7 separate regions of the Mus musculus genome follow, and regions 1, 3, 4, 5, 6 and 7 are each linked to region 2. Evidence: chromatin loops called from intact Hi-C (ENCODE). Cell type or tissue: left cerebral cortex. All regions are shown on one strand. Region 1 has its middle 63 kb from the start of Mir205hg. Region 2 has its middle 29 kb from the start of Gm31753. Region 3 overlaps Plxna2 (plexin A2). Region 4 has its middle 2.7 kb from the start of Plxna2. Region 5 has its middle 66 kb from the start of Gm31870. Region 6 overlaps Lamb3 (laminin, beta 3). Region 7 overlaps Gm31870 (a long non-coding RNA gene).

Region 1 (4,000 bases), 120 kb before region 2:
AAAGGTTGTGGCTAAAGTCAGGGCGAGCGAGCGTGTAAGGCCATACTTGAGTAAGGACCCCACCTCTCTGCCACAGGTCAGCACTGGTATCTCCCAAAGCGATTATGGTTTAACTGGATTCCACAGGCTTGTGTGTCGAATGCTTAAATCCCAACTGCTGATGCTATCTGGGGAGGCTCTGGCAACTTTAGAAAGTAGGGATTCACTGGAGGAAGTAAGTCAATGGAGGTGTGCCTTCTAAACATTGTAGTTGGTCCCTTCCTCAGTCTGATTCCTGCTTGTGATGACATATCCAATCTCCTCTTCCACACACTCCTCTGCCTTGATGTTCAGCCTCACAAAAGGGCCCAGGAGCACACAGACAAATGACCACAGATGAGCTGAAACTTCTGAAACCCTGAGCCAAAAGAAATCTCCTGCCCCACTAGGTTGTTTCTGTGTGGTGTTTGGTCCTAGCAAAAATATAAGCAATGTGGCCACCTTGAGAGATTCCACAGGGACCTGCCAATACAATATATGAGAAAATGCAAACAAAGCCAGCCTATGTTCTCCCCCACAAAGCCTCCCACGACTCCTCACTTGGTAAAACAATTATCTAAGGAGAGTTGAATTCAAAAAACACTGGGACAATAGGACAACCCTTTCTTGCTCAGTCATGCCCTGAGGCCCTAAATATCTTCTCTGTAAACTAGCCAAGGGCATTATCAGAGCATGTGGAACTGGGATCCTGCTGAGACTGAAACAGGTACCCCCAGCACACCAAGGACCCCACTACCACTTCAGAGCAGGGTTTGTGGTAGCTCTACATATTGGTATGTGTCCAAATGCTGACACTGAAGAACTGGGCTTCAGTGAAGAGGGCCAGCTTTCCTTAAGCTCTACATACAGAAGGCAACAAAGATATCAGCCTTGAGTGCCCACAGCTGAGAAAAAGATGTTCCCAGAAGCTTCTAGAATCCTAGTCATGCCTTTGCCCATTCAAAGCATGTAGTAGCTATGGGCTAGCTAGCTGCTGAGTGGCAGGGACAGAGAGGTGAGCCAAGTAAATACAGATTCCTGGCTTTCCAGGGTTAAAAAGAGACTGTTCTAACAGCTAAAAGCATTCTGGGAGCAAAGTTCAAGCAGTTTAATTCTTCTTACAGAGCCTCGATCAGTCTACAAGTGGCCCAGAACATTCTACAACTTAATTGTGGTCTGAGGAGGCTTGTCCCTGAACTAGACCCTTCCCCATCTCTTTTCTGCCTTCTACCCAATAACCCCATTAAGGGCAATAGGCTTTGTTAAAATTATTGCTTGTTTGATTTTTAAGATAGGGCCTCACTGAGTAGTTAGCCAAACTCTGTTTTTCTGCCTCTGCTTTCCAGAGAATGCTTGTAAAAGGAACAGCACCACACCAGGCTCATGGACACTGCTTTTCAGTCTGAAAGTATGCTGATTCAGTTTGTCGGGATTGCTAACAACAACAACAAACAACAAAACTATCAAAAATGTAGTGTCACAGTTCCAAGGCCATGAGTTTCAACAGGCTGAGAATAAGGCAGGCCTGTGTTGCTTCCTGAGACTCCAAGAAAGACCTTCCTAGGCTGCATCTTCTTCCATTAGCAGTGTAGCCTCTTCAAGTCTCTAGGACTCTGCACTTCTTCCATGCAAAGACCAGGATAACCACACTACCTAGAAATCCCTAATTTGACCACATATGTGAAGTCCTTAAGTCATGTGGCCTCAAACATTCTCAGGATGAGGAAGTGGGATACTGACATTTTGGAGAAAGGATAGCAATCTATTCTATATCATTTTTTGTTCCTGCTTATTACAGAAAAATTGGGAAACACTAAAAAAAAAAATTAAATCATACAAGTTCTCGGTTTCCTCTTTAAATAGAAAACCTGCTAAGTATCCTCTGCTGCACTCTCCTGGCTTTGCAATAGAAGCTGCTGTTCCTCCTCACCCACACATACAGTTTGGCACCTTGGCATTTAAAGACTATGCTGTTGATCTACCCTGTTATCCTGTTATAGCTGATGACTCCATAGCCTCTTTCTAACACAACACCAATACTCTACTGATACTTTGTCTCGTCCACATTTGTATATTTGCCTGATATTTCTTAAGACTGGTCTCAGATTTACAGTAATCCTCTTGCTTCGGCTTCCAAGTACTGGGATTACAGGCCTTCACTACCACGCCTAGTTTTCTGATTAGGGTTATGAATCCATCTTGGCTGTTATTTCTTAGTGACATTTACTCAGACAGAAGGATCATCCCACATGGGGTTGATAGCAGGCTTTAATAGCAACAACTTTGTGTGGCTGTGACCAGAGCCTTGGCAGCCATCGATAATCGGAGTTGTGAGTCAGACCTTAATTCACTGGGTTTTTAAGTACATGGAGTAGCCTTCAGAACAAGGTCTCTGCTTCTTCCTGTTCTGCTGAGATGCCAGGAATCACCTCCTGTTGTCCTGGTAAAAATTTTTAATTAAGTTGCCCCTGTGCTTTGGAGCTGAGATTTTAGGTGATAGAGCCCAGTCCCAGGGAGGTCTTAGCCTACAGGTTCTGCAGTAGTGGATCTGGGAGCGAGGGTCAGGAGAGTAGAAGGAAGAGTAGGCATGACAAAGGCACCTGGCACTCAGCCCACTTCCTAGGGAGGTGCTGGTCCACACCGACCTTGCCTTAAGGCATCGCTGTGGACTTCTTCAGAAAGGACTGCATGATGAGTCTGGGAAAGTGTGGGACAGCCAGGCTGCTCAGGGGGAGACTCTGTTTACCAGACAGAACACCTAAAGACTAGAATTGAAGGTGGCAGAAAATGTGAGTCCCGGGGCTTTTCCTGGAGTGGGGAAGCCTCCTCCTCTCTGGTCTGCAATTTGAGAAGGACAGAGGGGTAAGGAGGTCCCTTGCAAAGGGTGCAGCTCAAAGCAGGAGAGGAAGGAAGCCTGCCTTTCAGTCCACTGACTCCAGCAATGACTGTGGCTCCTCTGCCACACTTTCCTCTGTCCTCCTGCCCACTTTGCCCTCCTCTGCACCTGCTCAAGGATCTGGCTGTCACAGCCCAACTTGTGTTCTCCTTTCTTGCAAAGCTTTCCTCAAAGCCTTCCTTATCTTTCAAGTGCTCCTTCTTTCTCAACTCTAACCTACTACCATTCTGTGGTAGCTTTCATACAAGACGGACTTGAATTCACACTGATTTGTCTGCCTAATTCTTCTGTACCTTTGCCAACTGACATACCAGTTATAAGCCTCAGTTTTCCCCATCTGAAAAATAGAAACCATGTAAGCTCACGTAGGATGCATAAGCACATAAGGGTATATCACTTTTCAAACTGATGAAGATGAATGACATGATGTGTGTGGTAATTGGTCAAACCTCAACATAGGGCAATATCATGACCATCAAAGGTAGGATATATACAAAGTCTTCCAGCATCCCAGAAAGAAAAGAGACCCTGTCTACCAGAGGTGACCGGGGGGGGGGGGGGGGAATGGTAGACAAACAAGCAGTAAGCTACCTGAAGAAGTAAAGGTCCAATGGGTGAAGTTATGGGGAGGACCAGTGTGGAAGAGGGAGCACTGAGAGCTGAGAGCAAATGACAGGAAAGCACCCTGTGTCCAGAAAAAAAGCTCAACAATGCATGAGATAGGTTCTTCCTCTTTTTTCATTTTTACAGCTCTCTGAGCATGAGCTGATATTATTAGAATTATCTCTGAAAGTTCAGTGTGAAGACTGTGCACAGCACAATGTCAAGGGTGTTTCCTGATCAGTTAGAAAGGTAATACAGTTTCCCCTGTTTAAATAAAAATTAAAAAAAAAGAAAAGAAAAGAAAAGAAAAAAAAAAAAAAGAAAAGAAAAGAAAAGAAAAACACCTTCAATTCTGGAGACAATAAAATGGACACAAACTGTATGTCGACTGGAGTTGAGAAAGAAGCATCAGAGAGACTCAGTCCTTGAGACCTGGATTTGGTGCCATTGCCCAAGTATACAGAAACCTTTGGGGAACATTTG
Region 2 (4,000 bases):
GTATTTCACCAGAGGCTCTGGGAGGTGCCTCATGGATGCCTTGATTTAGACACCAGCCGTGAGAGACTATATTCTTATTTAAGCCACCAAGCTGTGAGGCTGTGTTAAGGCAGCCCTTATCAGGCAGAGGGTAGTCAGTGTGTCTGCAGAAATCATGATGGGTGGGGGGAGGGGAGCAGGAGGGGAGGAAGAAGGGGGAGAGAGATTTCAATGGTTCTTATACCAGGATGAATCATCCACTACAGAGAGCTCAAAGCCACAGGGGGTGTGAGCAGAAATTCCCCAAAGAAGAGTGTAATAGAGTTGGGTACTGCAAAGCAGGCCTATGGAGCAAAGCTTTGCCCTCATCCTAATCAAAACCACCTCTGCTCCCAGCAAAGAGAAACGACAGATGCAGTGTGTACCAGAAACATGTTAAAGAGGGGAAGAACCAAAGAATACCTTAGCCACCCAGCTGGCCCAGAGGGAGGGCATCCTAAGGACTCTAGAGTTTCCATTTTAATTCTAGAATGGGCTTGGGAAAATCTAGATAAATTGCTTCCCAGTAAGAAAAAAAAGAGAAAAAGGAAGGAGTTTTCCTGGTATAAGAAACTGTAAGTCATCTCCCAGCACACGTTCTGCCAAAGAGACCTGCACCCATCTAGACCTGGTCTTCCAGAATCCTAGCAAGCTGGGCTCTGAGTGGATGCCAGGGAACTGATGTTCAGGACTCACTCCCAACCTCCAGGACCCTTGGGGCAGAGACAAGCAGTCAGAGACCGAGGGAGCAGGAAGGCTTGCTTCATTCAGTCCTTCTCAAGGAGCCTGCACACACACACACACACACACACACACACACACACACACACATCATCCTGTCGAATAGGGGTGGGCCACCACGTTGCTTAGCTACAGGGGCTCTGTGAGGGAATGTGGCCCAGGTGTATGTACAGAGAGGTTTCCTAACTTTGTCTTTCAAACCACCCCTCACTAACCCCACATGGATTCTCTCATGGATGCTTAGGAAATGTCATTTGTCAGCTCTTCCCCCACCAGGTGGGAGAGGCTTCATGTCATGTTCCTTTATCTTCCCACTACAACCCTCTCCATGGTGCACCAGGGCCATTGATTTTATCTTTGACATTCTCTGCTTGAAACTCTGCTTGAAACATATTTCCTTCGTAGCAAAGCCCACATCATATTCGGCTATGAAACACCCATGCCCAGGAAAATGCCCAGTGTGTCAGAGTTCCTCTTGTGAGGTCTGGCAAACAAGCTGATTAATTAATTGATGAGTTTACCAGTGTTGATCGTTACGAGCTCTTGGAGTCAAGTGTCTGGCGCTTACAGAATTCTGTGACCTGGCACTTTACAGATTTGTAGCTCATCTGTCCTTAGCCACCAGCATACAGGAGGGAAGGAGGGCGTGGGGACAGGAGGAAGGACCTTCAAAGCTCTACGCCCCTAGGCGATCACCTGGGGTGCATCAGTCACTGTGGATAGCTCTCAGATCTTATGTCAGGGAGGCACAAAAGCCCAGGAAGGGAATGGTACATCAGGCCCTTCCATGTTCACCCTGTGGCTGTGCTTCTAAATGAAGGAAAACTGAGCAAGAGAAAAAAAAAAGAAAGAAAAAACCAAAAAAACAAAAAACTTCTGAACTCAGACAAGGTGATAATAAAAGACAACCAGGGTTTTATGAAGATGGCCCTGGACAAAGAGGTAGCAGATGGTGTCTGACTCAGTTCCAATACTTTGCATCTTCAGTGAGGTATTGTAGCCTCTTAGAGCCTCCAAAACTGGGCTAGTAATCCTGCCCTAGGTCCTCAGGTGGCTGCCCAACTATTCTGCCTAACAACTCTGCTACAGGCCCTCCAGCAGCTGCCCAGCCATCCTGAACGACTCTAAAGAGACACCCTCAGGAAATACAAGGCTCGGAATTTTCTCTATCTTAAAGTGACTTCCGGAGCCCCCAGGACAGTTATTTTAGAAAAGGTTGAAAGTAAGTTTTCAGGCCTGTGGGCTAATGCACTTCCCTCCGAAAAGAGTGATTCTTAGAGGCGCTCAGAAGCTGGGAAGCTAGCCATAAATAAGGCTTATCTGGCCTGTCCTGCATTGCCAAAATTCTTTTGTTCTGAAATTTAAACAAAGACAGACCTGATGTTTTACTGACCCCTTGTGGACATAAGAGGAAATGGATTTTTCCGGCAGATTTGTATCTCCTGTCATGACTAAGGAAGCCCAACTTTCAACCTCACTGGCCTGATGGAATCCCACAAACTCTTCCATCATCATCCCAGGACTCCCAACTCCTACCCCAGGCACTGGCAGCCATCTCCACTGACCAGCTAACTGGCACTTCAGTCTGTCTGGAGAGCCACTTGACAGCACAATGCTAGATAAGGAAGGCACTGGCATAGTCCCAGGAAGCCATTACAGCACAGACTGGAGTTCCTTCCCTGCCAGAGACTCTGACTGGAGTAGGGAGCGCTGGGGATCTACATCTTACCAAGCAGCAATTCTGATTCCGTGTATTGTTCTGCAGGACCAACCTGAAAATGTCAACATGCTCAAGGTCCCTCCTCTCAGCAGTGAGGAAATTAAGACATTAAAGGGCTGTTCAGTCAGGACTGCCAATAAAGCATGTAAAAATCAATAAAGTCACACAAGCATGAAGGCCTGGGTTTGGTCTCACACCCAGGTAAAAGTTGAACATTATCCTAGTCTGCCTTCTATTGCTGTGATAACCACCACGGCCCAAAGTAGCCTGGGGGAAGGGGTTTGTTTGGCTTATACATCCTTACCTCAGACTATTATTGAAGGAAGTCAGGGCAGGAACTCAAGCAGGAGCAGGGGCAGGAACTATGTGGGAGTGCTGCTTAGCGGCTGTTCTTAGGCCCACAGTTATCTTACCTTTCTTATACAGTCCAGAACCACCTGCCTAGGGATGGTACCACCCACAGTGGGCTGGGCCTTCCCACATCAATCATTAATCAGGAAAATGCTCTACAGATGTACCCATAGGCCAATTCAATGGAGGTGTTTTCTCAGTTGCAGTTCCTCTCCCCAGATATGACTAGGTTTGTGTAAGTTGACAAAACTAAACAGTACAGGACTTATGATGGGCTATGGTCCCAGCACTGGGTTGGGCCAACAGTTGTGGTGGGCCTATGGTCCCAGCACTGAGGTAGACCAACAATTATGGTGGGCCTATGGTCCCAGCACTGGGGTGGGGCAACAAGAGGATCCCTAGGGCTCACTGGACAGCTAGCTTAGCCTTATTTGTGAGTACCAGGTTCAGTGAGAGACCTTGTCTCAAAAAAAACCAATGTAGGGCTCTTGAAGAATCACACCCAGGATGACCTCTGTCATCCGTCCATGTGTGTGTGTGTGTGTGTGTGTGTGTGTGTGTGTACATGTAATCACAGGTATCTGAGGAGGCCAAAGGCAACGGGTAAAGTTGGAGTTATAAACAGCTTTAAGTCACTCATTGTGGATGCTGGGAACTAAACTTTGGGCCTCTGGGAGAGCAGCTACTGCTCTTAACCTCAGAGCCACCTTTGATAGTCTTTATTCTGTAACCTCTTTATTCTATGGTGTAAGAGGTTACACTGGGGTCTACCAGGAGGCCACCCACCCCACCTTATAGGTGTGAAAATGGAGGCTGAGAAAGATGAAATGATAGGCAACAAAAGGCTTCAAGTTAGTGTACTTTAAACCTGAATGTCCCCCACTGCACCAATCCAATCCTATAACACTCAACCCTGATGCAACTGAAAAGCTGTCGAATTCTACACTATGTGATTCTATAGGTTAAAATTTCCTCTTGCTCTGTGGAATGAACTAAGGCCAAAGCCATGGGTATGCTTTATACCTCCGTGCATATATTACAATATGTCACATGTGATACCCATTTGCTATGCTGCAATACATTCTCAGGGAATCCAGCAAAACCGTAGCTTTAGGGTCTGCAGGCATGCTCGTACATGCATATGTCTGCACGGTCTCAAATATATGCATG
Region 3 (4,000 bases), 1.2 Mb before region 2:
ATTCAAACCATCACATCTGGTGAAGATGTGTAACAATAGAGGACTTTGAGCCAGCCTTGCTCTCTCTGGGTATAGCTGCCTTATGGTTCATGCAAGAAGTAGTGCTAGAAATGGCTAAGAGCAAAATTCAGAGCCAAGCTCTCCAAGATGGATTCAGGTTACTGGTGCTTGTGCATCCAATTATTTCATATAAAAACTTCTAAGCAGATATATCTAAAGTACTCAGGATATGAGCAGGTGCAGGAAGTATTAGATGTGTCCTCTAGCATTTCAGCCATTTTTCCATGACACCAGGGATATGGGATTGGTAAGGCTTCTGAAAGTCTCTTGAAAAATCCCATAATTCTAGTTTCTTATACTGTGAACCATGGTTACATTTTAGACTTTATCTAGGATTTGCTGAATGCTTACCATGTGTGAATGTATTATCTTAATTGTCTTAATTATCTTGAAACAAGCTCTGTAAGCCCCATGTTATATTCATCAAGAGCTAATACAAGGAAGTCTCAGAGAATCCCAGTGAAGTTCTCAGTATCAAATAGCAGATATGTGGCACAGTGAAACTCTCCTGTGGTTCAGCCTAGTCTCTCTCTGCAGTGGGACAAAGGAACAGACTGATCTTTGGTGCATAGCTGTCTCATCTGCAGAAGATGTAAGGACAACTCAGTGCCTCCCACGATTCAGCCAGATCAAGGGCTGGAGTTAAGTGTGTGTGCTGAGCCCATCTCAAGGGTAAGTGGAGGGCTTGCCAATAAAAATGTTACCAGCTGAACCAGCATTAACTAGCCATATTGGGAATGAGATGAGGGGAACTAACGCTAATCCCCTCATTACCAGCTTGACCTGCAAGAGGGCAGCCAGTTAGGACTCAGGCAACATCTGTTACTGCAGCCTGCTCAACTCTCATTCCTGGAAAATGTTGCCTGAGCACAAGCATTCCACAGCACACATGTGAGTATGCATGGAGACACTGTGAGATTGTGTGCATCCATGCAGATGCTGTTATGCAGGGACTATTTTGCATGTGCAAACACTGGAGACGTGTACATATATGAAAACACAGTGTGCATGCATGTATACACTGTATACATATATGTAGATATTGCATACATATAGACATTGCCTGTGTGAAAACATTGTGTGTGCACATTGTGACTCAGTGTGCCCATGTGCAGATACTATATGTAAACATACACAGATACTGTGCATTCATGTGTAGCCATGTGTGTTAATGCAGACATTTTTGTGCATACATTTAGATACCATGTGTATGTGTACTGTGAGAAGTTATAGATACATGTACATACATAACACTGAAATACATACATCATTGAAAGAAGTAGAGACCCAAAGGTTCAGCCCTTTGAAAACAAAAGAGAAGTTAGCAGAATACATGTGTCGGGCCAAATGTCTCTTGGGGAAGAGTTCTCAGATTGTTAGTCTTGCAGTTACAATATAATTGGGTTTTTTTTTTTCAAATGTGTCCATAGTTTGCCTATTACTGCAAGGGCTGTACCTACCACCTTGTACCAGCTACTTTTAGCAAGAAGCTTGAAATGTGGGAAAGAAGGAGGTGGAGACTTGGAAAGTCCTGGCAACTATTTGCTTGGGGGATGGTGGGGAACAACTCACTGGAGTACTGTTCTATTCTTGCAGAGATACCAGGGGGAGGAGGGGGAGGAGGAGAAACACAGAAGGTAGAGTCATAAGGATCATCAGTTGGTGAAGATAGGAGGGAGCAGGGGCTATTAGAGGGAGGGAGGCACGGTCCAGCTCCCTGCATGTTCATCAGCCAGATGTGGAGATAAGGAGGAGACGGTCTAAGGCAGAGCACAGAATGGAAACTGGGAAGGAAGGGTAGAAGAGACAGGTGACAAAGTCTGCATATCTAAGCCATCAGTGGCAAGTGAGAGGAATTTCCATGCCCTTGTTAGGAAGACGCCAAGATTCCAGAAGTTGATAGGCATTAAGCTGACTGGGCAGACAGTAAGTTCTGCCAGTCTTCCAGTGCTGGTATTACTATCATGAACCACTATACTTGACCTCTTCTCCTTGGGTGTTGGGGATGAAACGCATGGCCTCATGCTTGTAAGGCGTACATTTTATTGACTACTGAGCCATCTCCCTACTCCTTTGCTTGCTTTGAGGTTCTCCCAGGCCTATTCCTAGGAGGTTACCATACACCTTAATAGCCTTTCAGCTTCCTCTTTTTTTCAGGCAATCAAGCTGGTGTCCCGTGTTCTTCCTCAGTGTCTTTGAGATGTAAGGGAAATTGGATTTGGCTCCTGCTAATCTGAAACCTGCCCAGTACTGGAAATTCTCTGGCCTGGTTTGGCCTGTTACTACTGTTTTGGGAAAGCTGGAAGAGCCGGGAGCCAGCTGTGGTTAGTACTTTGAACACTAACGACTTTGTAGAAGTTCCTGAATGCCTTAGAAACAGATCACCATGGCTATCCACCATCTCACCTCAGAGAAAGGATGGCTGACTCAGCAGAAGCTGGGAAGTGCTACCTGGAGACTCCTCCCTGAAGAGGATATAGAATCTAAAGTGATACCTTCTGGGGAGAAGGCTAAGGGGAAGATAGAGATGAGGCGATGGAGAGGACACATTATGCTCTTATTGTTCATACTGGCCCACTAATTCCAGCTGATCATCTCACAATGATAAGGTCTCAAGCATAGAAGGTTGACGCTCCTTTCTGAGGAGTTACCCCCCTCCCCTCTACTGCATCATTCCAGTTCTGGTAGGTCTTATGGGTCTACAACACCTAGGAAGGGACAGAAGCTATTGACTTGAAGGAAGACTCAATAATGTGACCTTGGAAAGATCCTATCAGGGCAAAGAAAGCCCCTTAACAACAAAGAGGTGAAGTCTCTTGTTTCTTTGGTTTTGCCCTTGGCTTTAAGGCCTGAGGTAGAGGCCTGAAGCAACAATGTTTTCAACAGTAACCCACATTCTCCTGGTAAATGGGCCAGAAGCCTGAGAAGGCTAATTGGGTACTACTGCAATTCATAGACTCAATGAGAGATAAGGCCCTGGGGTGCAGAGGTCAGTTTTGATGGAGGGTTAAGAAAGATAATCTTCGGGGCTGGTGAGATGGCTCAGTGGGTAAGAGTACCCGACTGCTCTTCCATAGGTCCGGAGTTCAAATCCCAGCAACCACATGGTGGCTCACAACCATCCGTAACGAGATCTGACGCCCTCTTCTGGTGTGTCTGAAGACAGCTACAGTGTACTTACATATAATAAATAAATAAATCTTTAAAAAAAAATAAAAAAATAATAAAAAATAAAAAAATAAATAAGTAAAAATAAAAAGAAAGATAATCTTCCTCAGAGTGTGTAACCAAGCCTGACAACCAGAGGCTGAAGTCTGACAATTGAAAGACACCTAGAGGCTTAGGTGGGGTTACAGGGTGGAACCAGATTGATTTCTTATTCATGGTAGTTTGTCCCTGTCTGAAGCCACTTTTCAGACCCTTTCCCTACTTCTGCTTGGTACTTTTAAGCTTTAGTTTGATCTAAGGTCATAGTGACTGCTAAATACAAGAGGAAAAGAGGAGTCTGCCATTTCACAAGTGAGGAGGTGGAAGTCAGAGGAGTCATTAGTGGCTATAGCATACTTGATCAGAGTCAGGTTTGGATCTATAGAGGCTGTCTATGACCTCTATATTTCTCCAGGCTTGCACATAACAAAATCTGTCTTACCTTATGGAGCAAGAAACTTTGCCACCCTGAGTGTGAGCTCTTAGACCATATACAGCGTGGTTATAGCTGTGATAGGGTCAGGGACATAGGCTCCAACAAGGATGGATCATCAGAATTTTGATGGAAGCAGGAAAGCTTTAAGAATAATGTCCTCAGGTGGGCTAGACTGTGAAGGGAGTCTAGGCAAATAGAATGTTCTAGAGTGAACCTAGACTTTTCATAATTGTCCATTTGAATATGCCCCTACTTATTGAAAGACCTCAGTGGTTCCCCTTGGTTATTAAAAGACAG
Region 4 (4,000 bases), 1.2 Mb before region 2:
TCCGCGCTCACGGGTCTTGATTCCTTGGTTCGTAGTCTGTGAATCTGCAACTGCGGCTACGGCTTTCCCGCGAGGGCCTGTGCAAGCTATACCCCTGCAAGGTCTCAGGGTCTTCGAATTCCCCGATGGAGATTGAACACACCGAGTTTACTCAACACATCAAAGTGTCTGACAAATGTCCCCTACTGCCCTCTTGTGGCCATACTCTTCACCGGTATAAAAAGAAAGAGGGATGTGGGATGCTTCTGAAAGCATATAAAAACAGTTGACTGAATTCTCAGTAGGAGAGAGAGAGAGAGAGAGAGAGAGAGAGAGAGAGAGAGAGAGAGAGGAAGAAGAAGAAGAAGAAGAAGAAAGAGGAGGAGGAGGAGAAGAGAAGAGAAGAGAAGAGAAGAGAAGAGAAGAGAAGAGAAGAGAAGAGAAGAGAAGAGAAGAGAAGATCACTTTCATCAACTATATTAGAGACACGGGATTTTGGGATGTAGAGTTGGCTGTTTGGTAGTTTGGTTGGTTTGGTTTTCTTCACTATGTATCTCTGGCTGTCCTGGAACTCCTTACTACAAACCATAGTGGCTAAGACCTCACAAAAATGTGCTTGCCTCTGCCTCCCAAGTGCTAGACTCAAAAATATATGCCACCACACTGGATACCTGGTCCAATTAGCTATTCTTAAAAACAAAACATGGTTACCTCATTTAAAAACTCTTAAATTAATCAATTCATTAATTGCCTAAAATTTGTTTCCGGTAAGTTTCACTAGCTGTTGCCAATTTTGTCCTTTGGAGCCACAAAGAATCTGAATTCTGTGATGCACACCTATCTTGTCCTTTGAATTTATGTAACATTTATTTTTGATAAAATGCCCAGTGATTCTCACATTTATTCTTCCTCTATTATTGTTTATGTCTGCATGTGAGTGTGTCTTCCCTCTTTACACAAATGATCGTTATTCTTTATTTCTGAGTACGCTGGATTGAAGGCACAATTTGTTAAGGAAGATAAAGGGAAGGTGCTATCAGATTCTGTTACACTTTTGCCATGTTTTTAATGAGAGGAACAACAGTCTAGCCAGCTTCCCCTGAGACCATCCTTAGTAGAGCAAGGTAAGTGATAAAGCTCTCTGTTGAATATAGGGCCTTTAATTCTAAATCAAGTGCTGTATGACTATGTGTGTGTTGTGTCTTATCTCTTGCCTCTTCTCAGTGCCTCAATTTAATCTCATTTTTGAGATGATTACAATACAATTTAAATAATTTCAGTTACACATCCCCACCCCTGTGATCTAGAAATAAACCCTTAAATGAAGAATGGGGGGTACATTAAATGAAAGTGACTCCTCCACATATACCCATCCTGTTCTTTTCTCCCCACACTTGCCCTGCCTGTCATGAATAAAGGAAGAGAGAGGGAGAGTGTGGGAGAAAGAACACCTACAGACAGATCACACTGCAGGCTGGGTGACATGATGCCACCCTACTCCCACATTGCCACTGAGCATCATCTGAAAATGGAGCCAGTTAAGGATGTGACTTCAGAAGCCTAATCTATGAGGTACCTGGAAGCAGCACCCTTGTCTTTCCTAGGTGACCCCAACTTTCCCATTTCTAAGATGAGATTCTAACTTGAAATCTCCAGGAACCTGGTAGGTTAAAACCAGATGTGGAGGTATTTGAAGAATTGATAGTATCCTTAAAATGGAAAGCTGTTGATATGAATCTTATTAGTTGTTGTGTGACAAAACTTTTCATAGGTAGATGCAACACACATCTACTCACTCCAGCTAGGGATCTCTTGACAATCCAAAGCACAGACACTACCAAAGTCCAACTTGGTGAACCAATGAGTTTTGTTGGGGTTGCTGACAGAAGTATGAGAGAGAGGTGACCTACAGGCAGAAATTACTCAAAGCAGCTGCATCACCAAGGTCTGCTCCAGCACAGATGCCAGCTGGGAAAGCCTGGAACACAGTGCACAGCCTGCAGCAGCCCAGCAGGTTGGAAGTGTCCTTTCCAATCACTCTGGCCTAAACCTCTTCAGCACTCAGCTGGTTTGACTCTTTGCAGCTCAGTTTCCTCCCATCTGAAGCAGGCTCTCTCGGCTTTTATTGCTTACTCTGGCAGACAGACACCTAGTGGATCTAGTCAGTTTCAGGGACTTCCTGAAGCTATTTTGAGTTATTTACCTTCCTGCATAAGGAGGGTCCTACAGGATGGAATGTTTTTGTTTGGGAGAAGACTGTTACACAACATTAGATAAGCACATAGTTACACTTTAAGAATTAAGATAATTGTGAGCTGGAGAGATGGTTCAGTGGTTAAGAGCACTGACTATTCTTCCAAATGTCCTGAGTTTAATTCCCAGCAACCACATGGTGGCTCACAACCATCTGTAAAGGGATCTGATGCCCTCTTCTGGTGTATATGGAAACAGCTACAGTGTACTCATATAAATAAAATAAATCTCAAAAAAAAAAAAAAGTTAAGATAATCAATAGAACCCATGCATGGCACTGCTCTGGTGGCCAAGAACATGAGACAGGATAGGCCATGATGGGCCTAGATGAAAACCAAACACTATTGTTCTGCTCAAGGAGCATAGTAACAAAATTATTTCTACTGACATTCTGTTATACCAAAGCACGTATTAACTCACAGAGACTGGTAGCATGCATAGGGCCTGCACATGTTCAGTCCAGATGGGGTCCCTGTCCTAAGAAGGGGAAGTAGACAGAAACTTCCACACCCAACAAAGAAGCTATCTCCAATTATCATTCACTTGCAAATTAGAGCTGTTGGTATTCTAATGCTAATTGTGTCCCCCCAAACTGCTTGCATGAGAGGGTCTGCAGTACCTTCTGCAACAAATGCTCCCAATTAATTCTGATTGGTAAATAAAAATGAAAGCAGCCAATAGCTGGTGAGAAGAGAAAGAGGTGGGGTTTTGTGCTTGGGACCTTGAGGAGGAGGAGGAGGAGGAGGAGGAGGAGGAGGAGGAGGAGGAGGAGAAGGAGGGAAGAGAGCAGAGCTGCCTTGTAAAGAGACCAAGAGAATGCAGCCCAGAGGGTTGCTCAATTGGGTCTAGAGCCAAGATAGAACATAGAAATTAGTAAGTAGTAACTCAGAATTATCAGTGGGAGGTAGATTTAGCAACATGGAGGCTAGGCGGTGGCCAGCTATTGTGCTGCTTAAGGCATATTAAAATATAATGACTGTGTTTGTGTTTTTCATTCGGGAACATAAACCATTGAGGCGGGTAGTAATCCCACACCGGGATTTATTAAAAATATTATTACTACTGCAAAGGAAAAATTTGTTTTCTCCAGTGAAGCCTCATTGGGTATATTAACCATATTTAAGGGTAGTTCCCATGTCCAGCAGGAGATGGCCAACACAAAAGGACCTCAATAGTATTTTTGTAAATGTGTCTCATTTTGCTTTGTTTTTGTTCTTTTGTTTTTGTTGTTGTTGTCTTTTAAAGTTTTTTGTTTGTCTTACTGACCTTTTGCTTGTATAACATGGCTTCTGGTTTCTTAATGGGTTTTGTTTGTTGTGTGCCTTATTTTTTTGTTTTGTTTTAATTTTTTTCTTTTTGCCCTTTTTTGTTTTCTAAAGAGAGAGAAAGAAAGGATATGAAGTTGGGTGGGTAGGGAGTTGTAAAGAATTTGGTGGGAGTTGCAGAAGGGGAAACTGTGATCAGAATATAATATATGTAAAATTCAATAAAAAAGAATTAAGATCATCACTGTTGGCTCCTGAGTTTTACAGGTGACAGTAATGTCCATAGCCTCAAGCCTTTAAAGGTGCTGAGCTAACCTATCTAGACCATCATTCATTTGACCACAAAGTAATAAGAGCAACTTTATTATATTTCTTCCTTCAGTAGAACTGTATATAGTACATAATTATCTCTTTAGAACACTTACAATTTTAGTTGATACATAATAATTGTACATATTTATAGGGTGTAATGTGACATTTCACTATATGTAACATGTCATGAT
Region 5 (4,000 bases), 140 kb before region 2:
GACATATCTGCATAGTTTGCTCTTGCCTACCACTAGGCTAATATTGCCGTTGCTTTCTTGGTTTACTTCATGTCTAATAGGTTTATTCAATACATATTTATTGTGATGAGTTCTGAACAACAGTGGCTGCATCTCCATCTTCAAGGGGCCAACATTCTGGGAATGGTGCAGTCTCTCATCAGTTTTGAGCCACTACAGCTGTTGAAAGATGGTTGAGATGAGGGTTACCCCTAACTTGCTGTCTCTCTTATATAATGTATAAGTTCCATCTCACTCAGCAAAGCATCTTGAAGACAGGAAGTGTCTCTCTCCAATATGTGCTTTCACTCTGGACTTCCTCTGTCCCCTACATGCTGTAGTGATTCTCCAACTACTGTTGGCTGTTTGTGCAATTTCCCCATCTAGCAGCAAGGGCACACACAATCATACTAGCTGTGACCATCAGCATCCTACTCTAATCCCTGTCCACAGCAGAACTTCTGAAGAACTACAGAGCCAGGGACATCTACAGGGAATCTGGGCTTGGCATTACAGTGACTGTAGCCAACTACAGTCTATAGGGGATCTGGGCTTGGCATTACACCTAAACTTTCCAGTAATCCCAGAAAGTCTGAGGGTATCCTGGGCTAGCAAACGCTAAAACTTCAGCTCAAAGGTGCAAGCTAGTAGAGATGGTACAGCCTGTCAAAAGTTAAGTGGGGTAACTTCTTGCTACCTCAGGGCTCAGGCTTGGGTTTCCTTCTGACTCCACTCATTTCTGCCTTTAATCCATTCACAACAGGTTTGATCAGAGTGAGCCTGACTGTTAAGAATAAATGTGGAAAGATCAGCATGGAACATGGGCCTCTAGCCTCTTCGCTGGCCTCCTTTCTCAGCTGTTCCCAGGTTCCCCCCCCCCCCTCCCCGAGCATTTCTTCCCACAACACAGCAGGGCCGTTCATGGCTATTTGTGCAATTACTCCATCTCTGCCCTACACCACTTCTCCCTCTAGCAAAGCCCATTCTTCCTTTCATACCCACATCAAAGAATTCTTCCTCTGAGCAGCCTTCCCTGGCTCCTCTGGAGAGCAGCTCCCTCCTCCAGGCGTCTGTGGTGCTTCCTATAATCACAGAGTCCCTGGACTTGTCCGCCTGTCATCTAGTCTCTGTTTATTCCCCTTCCTGCCCCTGAGGGCAGAGCAGAGTTCTTTTTCACCTGCCTTCCTTCAGGGAGCACAACACTGAGCCTGCATATCATATGGTTGGGAAAGCTCTAACTGAATATGGTTGGGAAAGCTCTAACTGAATGGTAAATGACTTCTCTCTCTTCCACACTCCCTCCCCATTAACTCATACCCAGTGAGGCAGGAAGATCCATCTACTCAGCTGCAGGATAGAGGAAAGGCTCTCCACAGCAACGCAAAGCCAGACACCAGGGTTACAGTGACCATGGCCCAAGATGTTACTAACAGAAATGCAATTTTCAGATTGTCTTCATGTGGCTTGTTAATGTGATAATTAGCTAACTGTGTAATGTAAAGCAGGCTGGCTATGAGCTGGCCCCTCTCAGAGGTGAAACAAATGAAAGAGTGTGCCTGCACAACCAACACACAAACATAAACAAGGTATTAAACATCCCCCTCCAGTCTTAAAAAAGCAGGAATAAGAGCTTTATCCCCAAAGCAATTGTCTTTCTTCTCCTTTCTCTTACTCTCCCCACCCGTAAGCACTTTAGAGAAAGGTGTGATGTTGCTCTCACAGATAAATAGTAACCAAACTATGATGATGCGAATGTGATCATATCTCGATGACAAAGGGGAATTAAAGGTGGATTCTTTTACTGATTCTGAGCAGTTTACTGATCCTGAGCAGCGGGCTCTCGTAACTGCTCACTGTATCAACCGGTTAGTCATTCTCCTCATTATCTTTAATGTCTTATTAGCAGGCTTCATTCATCTGGTTTTTATCTGTTTCACTGGAAGCAGTTTTAATCTCATTTCAGTGGCACTGATAAGCCTGTTAGTTTGCACAAATTGGTTTTGGTGACAATGTGTAGATAGTTATAATGTGTGGTTTCCAAACAGAAAAGAGAAATCTATTTAGGTCCAAAGAGACAGGTGGAGAGAGGGGAGCTGAGGCAGTTGAGACAGGAAAATAGAAAAGAAGAAAAAATGGAACAGGAAAAAACAGATTAATTGCTACTGCCCCCCCCCCACTTGCCACCCCTACTACCATCCCCTCACAACCATCCCTCCCACTGTCACCTCTCTCACTTCCATCTCCCTCTGTAACCTTCCTACCACCTCTTCTCTCCCCAACCCCACACCACTCCCTCACTACCCCTTACTACTGTTCCACTCTTCTCGATGTTAACAATCCCCCTCCCCCCATCTGCCACTAAATGCCAACGGTGATAGCAGAGTCCTAGCACAAGGTGGCGCGCCTGAGCCAACAGCATCTCTTATCATCCCTAGGAGAGCCCACATGCAACTGGCAGAGAATCTGTCCTCTGTGATTTGCACCCCAACCTGAGAACCCAAGTCTCAGTTTCTTAGTTTGCACTCTGAATTGGTTCCCTTCCAAAGTTCCCCTGCTCCAGGCACTGACACCGGACTGTCTCTGTGGCCAGCCCAGTTAAATGCAGATGTGTGGTCCTCTCGTGGTTAGATGGGCCTCATTGTTCTCAGTGAGGAGGTATCAAGTGCACGGGTTAACATAAATATAGCTCCTTGCTGCCCAGAGTATGAGTCCTCTTCTAGAGAATCGATAGCCACCACATAAACAGCAAGGCAGAGACTGGAAAGGCTCCAAAGCTTTCTTTCTGATTTTTCTCTGCTGCTGCTGCCAGGCAGTGAGGTTGTGTCTCAATGCAAGGGTCCCTTTCTCGGGAGCTTTTATCTTAGAACTATGTCAGAAATGATTTAAAATCAAAATTCCACATCACATGGCCTAACCCCTACTTGATTTACTCATCACAATGGGGGGCGGGGAGCATTCTCTTCAGAAGAATGTAAAGCTTCCTTGCAGGCTCAGAGTGTGTTGTTTCTGAGGCAAGCAAGCAGGAGCTGTACAGAGACCGGAGCTGCCACAGGGGTTGGGGTGGGAGGGCCCTAACAATATTCTAATGTCTCAGCTGAGGAGCATGCCACAGCTTGATTTCCAGGCTCCCGGCATTCCACAAATGTCCAGTCCCTGCCTCAGATTCATCCTCACAGCCCCAAATGTTGCTATGAAGTTGGCTGGTGGGAGTCTAAAGTAGATTTTACTCTTTTTCAGAGACCAAGAAAGCTACATCATCCTCTAAACTTAAGCAAATGTCAGCTACCATCTATTTTAGAATCTGAAACTCTTTACCAGGTATTTCAAGTAAACTAAATCGAGAAATCTCACGTTCCCTCTTTAAAACTCATTCCCCTGTCTCCAGCTTAAAAGCACACCCACCCTGTAATTACTCTGTGTCTCGGGGTGAGGTTTAAAGTCTAGCTTCTGATTGAGCCTTCTGGGAGACATGGAATCCAGCAGAGACACAGATGTCCAACACCTGCCTTAAGCATTCAGGAGAGTGGCATCCTCCTGTCTCAACCTAGTTGCCATCGGGCAGTCTGTGTCATCGGTGCCTTGGAGAGCTCCTCATGATCTAGAAATGTGTTGGTTGCTATGCAACTTCAGTGTCTCCTTCAAATGCACATGAAAGCACAGGATAACAGAAAGCTCGCCTTGGGTCCTGTGAGTCTGGCCTCCATAATTACCCATCCCCAATAGGGACATGTTGGGTTCTCACATGGTCTGACAGGAGCATGGCCTTTGTAGGGCAGGTTTGTATTTCACAAGCCAGTACCAAATATCACCACAGCAATGCCAAAATGCCAGGGAGCCTGCTATGAGGCTGTTCTGAAAGTCCTGGTAGACACTGGGGCTTATGTGTGTGTGTGTTTGTGCAGACCCTGACCCAGCCTTAAAACATGCTACCAAGTCCTCGAAACAAAGTGCAATTCTCACCAATAAGGTCCCACTAACAGTG
Region 6 (4,000 bases), 120 kb after region 2:
TCACAGCGGGGCCCGGTAAAGCCAGGGCGGCAGAGGCAACGGCCTGAGGCTTTGTCACAGCCAGGACCCTCTGTTCCTCTGAAGTCACAGTCACAAGCTAGAAACAGGGAGAAATGACACTCAGAGGCTGGGGCCAGCAAGGGGTATAGGGACGTGGAAAGGATGAAGAAATTGGGCCTGCTTACGTGACATAGACTATTTGTTGACATCAGCTAGAGCAAAGCCAGCCTTGGCAGGGACTGACAGAAAGCTTGTCCCCTGCACCTACCGCGCCAGTCACGTTCCCAGATACACTTTTACATGCATGTGAACCTATCTGATCTGCATATCATAGTCTGGTTTCCTGCTTTTGTTTAAGAGGTGACCATGGCACAGAAGGGGCCCAGTGCACAGCACCTCCCTCCACCTTAAGAGCAGGAAGTATGAGAGGGGCAAACTGCTTAGACCCCACAAGGCAGAGCTGAGACCAAGGCTGGTCATTAGACTCCAGTTCTATGCCACTGCTGATATATAAGCACTCCAGGGAAGCACTCCAGTCCCCAGCTCCCAAGATGCATTTTCTCCACTGCTGCTGGCCACTACTCTCAGGGAGTGGGAGCAAAGCCCCCTGCCTCTCACCTTAGAATGTGAGGAGCTACCTTAGTTAACCTGATCCAGACACAGGGAGGCCAGGCAGTCTTCAAGTATAGATACTCACAGGGCTAGCCAGGCTATCAATATTCACCTTCCAACCATATCAAGGCCCTTCAACCAAGCACCCCTTATCCCTCCCCTCTACATGCCTGCTGCATGATCATGTAATAAGCACGTACCTCGGCACCCTGTGGCCACGTGTCCATAGGTCTGGTCAGGACACTGGCGGATGGCTGCAGAACTACACGTGAGGCCGCCAAACCCTTCCCGACAAGGACACTGTCCTGTAAACTGAATAAAGAGAATGCCATGGGGAACCCTTCTGGTCTTTGCTTCTGGGGACTGTGCCCCACACCTGGTGCTCTATAGACCTGGTACTCCCCAAAACTAGGGCTCCCACTCAAAGACAAGCCCAAAGTCAAGTTATAGCAACGAGTTCCAGAAGGTATGGGAAACAAGCTCGGCCCAAGGCTGAGAACTACAGAGGGAGGGAGAGCTGGTGGCCTCCCCCAAGGGGAAAGGGGACGGATGTAGCTTGGCCTGGCTGTAGGAAGGCCAGAGAACAGTGTAAAGGAGAGATGAGAGACACTGGAGGGTAGGATCCCTCTGTGACTGAAGAGCCCCAGGGCCTGTCACTCATACCTGGTTGCACTGGGAGCTTAGGGAGTTGCGAGGGTCACAGGCACAGGGCTCGCAGCCCAGGCCGCTGGCCAGCTTCCAGTGGGAAGGGGCACACTGGTCACATTTGGGGCCCACTACATTGGGCAGACACAAGCAGCGTCCGGTTTCCTCCTCACAAGGCATATCTTTCCGGGCACCTAAGATACTGCAGTCACAGGCTGTGGGAGGGAGGAAGGGCTGGTGAGCATAGGTAGACTCCTGAAAAGAGGCTGGCCCCCCCGGGGGGGGGGATGCACCAGAGAGGGCCCAGCACTGGAAAAGCACCTGCCCTCTGACTTACTGGAGAGAGTAACCCCAGGGACCCTTCCTACCAAGCTCTGCTTGGCCCTGCCTCAGGGTACTGTGTCCCAGACTCTCACTCTGCAAACAGAATTCAAGGCTAATGCTGTACAGAGCCGGTACATCGCTCTAAAGTTGAGCTCTGCAATGAGACCAGACTGAAGTCACAGGGCTTGCTCATAAGGCCACTGCGCCTTCCCAGCCACCTGGCGGTTTGGCAGCCGGCCTGCCCACCCTGGCACTGGCTGACTCAAACCCACCTTCCAACCCAGGCCTGTGCTGCCACTTACTGGAGGACTGTGGTGAAGCACACATGCACGGAGCAGGGCTCCCTGTGAGGAGAACACTCCAGAGACAAGGCTCGGTCTGGTAGCTGCACCTCCGACAGCCCATGTCACCCCACCCCACACCTTCCTGGGACTGCTACTCACCATGGCAGCCCTTCGGGTTGGCGAAGGTGAGCCCGGTGAAGCCAGGCTTGCAAAGGTCGCAGCGCTCTCCTTGCACGTACTCTTTGCACACACACTGGCCCGTCAGTCGGTCACAGGGAGCTCCCTGGACTGCTCCATCTGGATCACACTCACAGGCTGAGTGGCAGGAACAAAGGAAAATTAGAGCTCAGGGGACATGCCAGGATAGCCTGCTCCAAGTCCCCCAGTCTCCTGACCCCAGGCAAGCACGGAACCCTTGGTGCCTGTCTCCCCGTCTGTCACGTGAGAAAAGGACATTCTTTCTGGGCAGTAAATAGTGAATGCAGGTAGGACAGTGCCTGACTCCTATCAGGGAGCATGCTTTCCCTTGCTTCTGTGGTCATCACTTCCTGAGTGACTACCATGACTACTCTCACAGACTGCCCTGCCCAATCTGCACGACATCCTCAAAAGGCGGAAGGTGCCATACAGCGAGGAAAACAGTGCTTGCCGATGTTAGCATCCTGGAGGTTGTCCTCGGGACTGGGGAAGCAGACTAGTCTGTCTCACTAGTTCTGTCCAGCTACTGAGCTTCTCCTGCCTGTGCCTGGACTCCTTCGTGCCTCACAAAACTCAAGGCTCCTTTGTCCACAAGGTTTTTCCTGATCAAACTGGCCTGAAACACTTGTTCTAACCTGTTTGTCAGCAGTTTTCAGCCTGTGCATCACAATCCCTTTGGGTTCAATGAGCCTTTTACAGGGGTCACATATCAGATGTCTTGCACGACAAATATTTGTATTACAATTCATAACAGTAGCAAAATTACAGTTATGAAGTGAAAACGAAAATAGTTCTGTGGTCGAGGGTCACCACAACATGAGGAACTGTATTGAAGGGTCACAGCCTTAGAAGATTGAGAACCACTGTCCCATGTGAATCCAGTGGCCTGGTGGGCATGTTAAGCCATTCCATTATTCAGTCAACAAATACTCAACCACAGGGATTTACCAGCCATTGTACTGGGACTGAAGGATTAAGATATAATCTCATGGTAGAGGAGTTCTCAACACTGGGGAAACAGAAAAACAAAAGGGGTGGATTTGCACCCCTTGGTTTCACAATGTGTGTGCACCCCAAAGGCAGGAGCTGTTCTTGTGCTTTCTTCTCTCTGCACCCAAAAGAAAGGCTGAATACCGATCAGCAAGTCATTGCTTGATGGCCCAGAGACCAGAGAGGGTAAGCGATTTACTCAGCAGAGCACAGCTAAGTTAAAACAGCCCACAAGTCCTTCCTTGAGACCAAATTTTCATTCCTCCTTGGTGGCCTTCATGTCCCCAGAGACAAACTGGGGAGAAAGAGTGGACAGTCATCTGTCCCTGAAGCTACTACTCACGAATACAAGTCTCATGAATGGGAGCGCTGGGTCGTCTATTCCGGAAATAGTGTAGCTGACAGCGCTCGCAGTTCTTGCCCTCGGTGTGGTCCCGGCAGTTGTCACACACACCTCCATTTGTCCCCTGGCTGGCAGCAAACACAGCTGGGTCGAAGTGGCAGGTCTCTGAGTGCCCATTGCAGTCACACCCTAGACGGGGAGATCCAAGGTTGACTCCATGAGGCAACACAGACCACCATAGCAGACACCATAGATAGCATTAGCATCTCTATCGTCTCTTCAAGATGGCAGAGCAAGGAACTGAGGCCCGGTTTCAAAGGAGGCTTGGGAAGGGTTGCATGATGGGGAAGAGGGCTGAGTGGACAAGCTCCCAGACCTCCCAACTCCCTTTTGGGATGGACTCCACATGAAAAGGAGGCCCTCCATGCACTCAAGCCCTCCACATAATCACAGATGGGTCTCTGCTACTTTGTGATCTGCACAGACAAAGGCTCTGTATCCAAGGACCATTGGGTTTAGAGATGTGATCACTGGGAGCCAGATGTGTCTGCCACAGAGCAAGGAGCCTGGAGGGGCCAGTGGCTCTGGAAGCTTCAGCAGGGAC
Region 7 (4,000 bases), 250 kb before region 2:
ACCACGGATGACAGTTTCACAGATGGAGATCTCACACGAGTCTGAAGAAGGCAAAGTAGCTTTGCAGAATACAGGGCAGACAGAACATGTTCAGATGCAGTGTGCATCAGAAACTGAGCTGCTGATGGTGCTGACCAGTTGTGATGCATAGTGGAAGGGGGGGCTGGGGAGGCTAGGCAGGGGTGTCCTGCTGTTCACTGTTTCCTATCTTAACCAGCCTTGCCTCTGGATCTCATGTCATTGTGACCTGTGGGACCTTGGGCTGAAGGGGTAAGGGCTTCAGGGCACTAATTCTAAAAGCAGGAAAGCCTCTCGGGAAACTGAAGGTGAGAGTTACAGCAAGGGTGAAAACAGCCAGAAGCCAGGACCTGTCCAGTGTCAGTGACTCGGGAGCCACGGCACTGACTCTTCCACTTTAGACGCAGTTTTCATCTTCTTTCCCTCTCTCTGTCCCTCCCTCCCTCCCCTCTCCCTCTTCCTTATTTCCCCATCATACCCCAGCATGTATGTTAAAGACTTTCTCCTCTGGTTTTCTCATCTATAATCTGAGAAACATGGTTGTCAAAACAATATGACTATGCAGGAACCCAATTTCAGAGACAAAATGCCTGCTGGGAATTCTTGGATGAACAGAGGTTTCATGCTGTGTCCACTCTGGAACATTCTACTGAGGCCATGGGGTTGGACAATACTGGAATCTTCTCGGATCAGATTTGTTAGAGGGATGTTTTTAACATGGCTACTTCCCTGCAGCCTGCACATAAATGGCCAGCACCCATCAGGCACCATATGGTAGAGAGTAGGCAGTCCTGTGCATGGCTCCTCCTCCCTGGCCCCAATTCATGATGGTAGGGAGATGTTTACAGCTCTGAGGACACAAGAACATGTTGTAATGCCATGTGGTCCTTAGAGAAAGGCAAGCGTCTGCATGGTATTCATCAGAGCATCTAATAACTTCAATGTCAGAAAGTGTTTTCTGGTGTCTGACCCGCTATAGTCTAAACTCCCTTTAGAGAACATGAAGTATTCTTGTGATCACAGATCCAAAGACAGCTACTAACTGTTCCTAAAATGCATCCCCTTTAATCAAGCTCTGAAGAAAAGACAGCTTTGTAGCAACTACTCTGGTGGTTCTAAAGAGTCTGAAACCAAGTTTATGTGAATAGGAGTTTGATACTCAGAATCCAGGAAGATAAGTAAGAAGAGAGCAAACCCATATTGGCATCAGAGCTCAGGGACAGTGAGCTGACTGCTTCTGAACTCTCAGCCCTGGGCACAGCAGCAGCAGATCACACATCCTCCCTGCTCTAGTCCCACTGTGCTAGATAGAGGGCTTGGGCTGGCCTGAGCCTCCAGCTGCCCTTATTTCTTTAGGTTGAAAATAGAATCCACAGTAGAACTGCTATCCACAGACCTGCCTGCCTTCCATTAGGGCTGTGAGGGGCTGTGGGAGAATAGCCATATTACAACACCCTGCTCCTCCCACTCAGTTACTTTACACTGGTTGGTGAATTAGTGTCTGACCCATGATGGTTCCAGAACTATAGCGCCTAGAAATGGGACCCTAGAGCTCACTCAGTGCCTTGGATGAAATCCAGGGCTGTGCTTGGCTCTGAGGAAACTTGGGCCCCAAAGCACATTGCCCTCCAGAAAGGATGGACAACATGAATATGTGGCATATACCAGAGCACCTTAAGTGCTAAATACAGAAAGGGAAAAACAAACACCCCAGGAATTCGATAGCAGGCCTAGAACCGGCAATGGCAGCTCAAACAGGGGTGTCAGCTACAAGTGTTAAAGACCCATGTGGAAAAAGAATGGTCCTAGATGCCTGTGAGGGGCTAGAATGGCACAAGGATAGCATGTTGTTGGGACTATGGTTTTGCTGTGGACCCATACAGGTCAAGGAAGCACAAGCCTCAACACACACCACCACCACCACCACCACCACCACCACCACCACCACCACCACCACACACAAATACATACAGACACACAGACACACACACAGTCACATGCACATGCACACATCGCCTGCAAACTCTACCTCCCAGACAAGTTACAAGCAAAACACAGCCTTAGCTGGGTTCTGCTGTCTTTAAGTTTGAAGCCCAGCTGGTGAGCTCTGTGCGACCTCTTGCGATTGCTCCTGGAAGTGCAGTCCTTGGGAGCAGCTGGCCACCACATCCAAATGGACTGTGCGTAGTTAAGCTGTCAGGTCTAATGTATTTATTTGACTCTCTGCTGTTAAAATGATTCCTCTACAGCACTGCGGTTATTTACGACTATTGTCAGTACAAGACGATGAGAAGGCAGCAGAACAAAACAACAGGAGTGAAGAGAGGGTCTGCCTGCAAGACTGAGGGCCATCCTTGGGCCTCTGCTGGGTTTATTTACTCAGTCTCCAGTGTAGCTCATCCACAACAAAGAGCCACAGTCTTCATCCATCCCATAGGCAAATCATGAGCTACTGGCCCTGTGAGGACACTCCTGGCCACTGCATGTATCTACAGAGGACTCCTGGGTAGACCTTTAAGTGTGTCTCTTATTCAGTGCAGGTGAATTTGAAATAAGAGAGCCAGAGACACAGGTGGTGCATCTTTCTTTCTTTGTATGCTCCTGGTTCTCAAAAATGTTGTCTGGGGTGCAAGATCACATCAATTGAAAACGTGTTTAAAATATAAATTTCCTCCAGCACTAGACCTAACACATGCGAATTTCTGGAAGGAGAGAGCCCAGTGCTCGGTCTTCCAAGAGAGTCTGATGCTGCTCCTCTAGAGATTCAGGCTCCAGAGTATACCGTGAAGGAAAGGGTTTCCAGAGGGAATTCTGGTAGCCCCTGCCTTGGTGTTTGCTCCTTTTGGTTTTGACAGTCTCCTAGAAACCAACTATGTCCTAACCAACCCTGGCTGTCTTGGGAAAATGTCCTTTCTAATCTTCATGATCCTAGATCATGTGCACGCATATAGATGTGACCTGTGCATGACAGGGGGGGTGATAGGGAGGGGGCATCCTTGCACTGAGTGGCCATTGAGAAACAACGCAATGTCTGCCAGGGTGACAATGGTGGGCTTGGGGATTATCAAGAAAGGGCCAGATGGATTCAGACAGGGCGGGTTCTTAACCACCATGACCAGTATCAACAGACTCTGTTAATGTATCTTGTAACAACATCCTTTTCACATCTGCCTGCCCTGATAGAGTCTCAGCATCATATTGTATCTATGCATAGGATGGATCACTATCACTAGCTGTCAGAAGTCTTGCTTAGACAGAGCCTCTGTGGTTGATAACCCATAGTACAAGAAACTGAGCAGCATCTCAATGCCTCAGGCTTCTCATCTAAAAGGCAATCGCTTCCTCAATTTTCATATAAATTATCCTACTCACCCCTTAGTAGGAAGAACAGATCTGCCTAGATGATACCTAACAGATGAAGTGAAAGAACAGGGAGAAGTGAATGTGAACAGAGAGGCCAAGTCATAAACCAAAGGTCACACAGAGAGCAGGTGGTGGAATAGAGACAGGAGTCCTGATCACTTGAGGCCAGTGCTGACAGATCTTTATGAGACAAATTCATGTAAAACTGAGATGCAAAAGATGGCTGTTATCATTTTCATTTTTGGAAAGGTAACCAGAGGAAATCCCAGGATCCCATCTTCTGAATACAAATTCAGGAAACAAAAATAACAAACCGTAAAGTCCTTCTGGAAAAAAAAAATCAATAATATCAAAAAGAAATTAAAATAAAAGCAGATAAACATTCTGTTATCAAGATTGAGAGAAATTGTAAAAAGACTAGAGACAGTATAGGACCAGTATCATCCTCTTGGGAGACACATCTGTGTTCATAAAAGGTACAGTTCTGACAGCAGGAACTGACGGTCTATTTATCCTGGAGACAGGCACAGCATCTCGTCTATTTAGCATTTATATAGTGCTTGTCTCCTCATTGCCAAGTTGCCTGCTAGGAACCGGAGTCAGAGCAGGACCTGGGGCC

The links. Hi-C counts contacts between places; a loop is a spot of excess contacts. Peaks named below come from ENCODE experiments on the same cell type or tissue, not always from the same donor. Only the 100,000 strongest peaks of a DNase experiment are listed, where the experiment ranks them.
Region 1: a loop joins it to region 2, with 2.6 times the contacts of the local background. A loop is called at or near these places in 15 of 42 quality-filtered maps.
Region 3: it touches region 2 in a loop (5-fold over the local background); 2 of 42 quality-filtered maps call a loop at or near these places.
Region 4: it touches region 2 in a loop (9-fold over the local background); 4 of 42 quality-filtered maps call a loop at or near these places.
Region 5: it touches region 2 in a loop (6-fold over the local background); 16 of 42 quality-filtered maps call a loop at or near these places.
Region 6: a loop joins it to region 2, with 3 times the contacts of the local background. A loop is called at or near these places in 3 of 42 quality-filtered maps.
Region 7: a loop joins it to region 2, with 2.0 times the contacts of the local background. A loop is called at or near these places in 16 of 42 quality-filtered maps.

What each region holds. Positions count from the first base shown.
Region 1 is chr1:193,570,971-193,574,970 of GRCm38, reverse strand. No RefSeq gene overlaps it. Among named protein-coding and RNA genes, the nearest start is that of Mir205hg, 63 kb to the right of the region's middle. In left cerebral cortex, no CTCF peak of the experiment used is centred here; a DNase peak (open chromatin) is centred at 1,941.
Region 2 is chr1:193,447,878-193,451,877 of GRCm38, reverse strand. No RefSeq gene overlaps it. Among named protein-coding and RNA genes, the nearest start is that of Gm31753, 29 kb to the left of the region's middle. RefSeq lists an enhancer at 1,693-2,549. In left cerebral cortex, a CTCF peak has its summit at 2,154 (motif pointing left); DNase peaks (open chromatin) are centred at 2,174 and 2,363; H3K27ac peaks cover 1,570 bases.
Region 3 is chr1:194,683,740-194,687,739 of GRCm38, reverse strand. All of the region lies in intron 3 of Plxna2 (plexin A2), which reads right to left. Gm46202 (a long non-coding RNA gene) reads left to right here. Exons shown (of 4, transcript XR_001779695.2): 2 at 598-732; 3 at 838-951; 4 at 2,218-2,741. Among named protein-coding and RNA genes, the nearest start is that of Gm46202, 34 kb to the left of the region's middle. In left cerebral cortex, no CTCF peak of the experiment used is centred here; a DNase peak (open chromatin) is centred at 1,603; H3K27ac peaks cover 1,401 bases.
Region 4 is chr1:194,615,093-194,619,092 of GRCm38, reverse strand. No RefSeq gene overlaps it. Among named protein-coding and RNA genes, the nearest start is that of Plxna2, 2.7 kb to the left of the region's middle. In left cerebral cortex, CTCF peaks have their summits at 173 (motif pointing left) and 2,413 (motif pointing left); DNase peaks (open chromatin) are centred at 177 and 1,415; H3K4me3 peaks cover 162 bases; H3K27ac peaks cover 162 bases.
Region 5 is chr1:193,587,647-193,591,646 of GRCm38, reverse strand. No RefSeq gene overlaps it. Among named protein-coding and RNA genes, the nearest start is that of Gm31870, 66 kb to the left of the region's middle. In left cerebral cortex, a CTCF peak has its summit at 2,413 (motif pointing right); DNase peaks (open chromatin) are centred at 2,423, 2,801, 3,379, 3,581 and 1 more place; H3K27ac peaks cover 1,715 bases.
Region 6 is chr1:193,328,220-193,332,219 of GRCm38, reverse strand. It overlaps Lamb3 (laminin, beta 3), which reads right to left. Exons shown (of 23, transcript NM_008484.2): 10 at 3,397-3,585; 11 at 2,025-2,180; 12 at 1,276-1,472; 13 at 813-924; 14 at 1-97. Among named protein-coding and RNA genes, the nearest start is that of Gm51741, 13 kb to the left of the region's middle. In left cerebral cortex, a CTCF peak has its summit at 1,873; a DNase peak (open chromatin) is centred at 1,840; H3K27ac peaks cover 301 bases.
Region 7 is chr1:193,697,212-193,701,211 of GRCm38, reverse strand. The region is part of intron 2 of Gm31870 (a long non-coding RNA gene); the gene reads right to left. Among named protein-coding and RNA genes, the nearest start is that of Gm31870, 44 kb to the right of the region's middle. In left cerebral cortex, a CTCF peak has its summit at 2,159; DNase peaks (open chromatin) are centred at 817 and 2,139.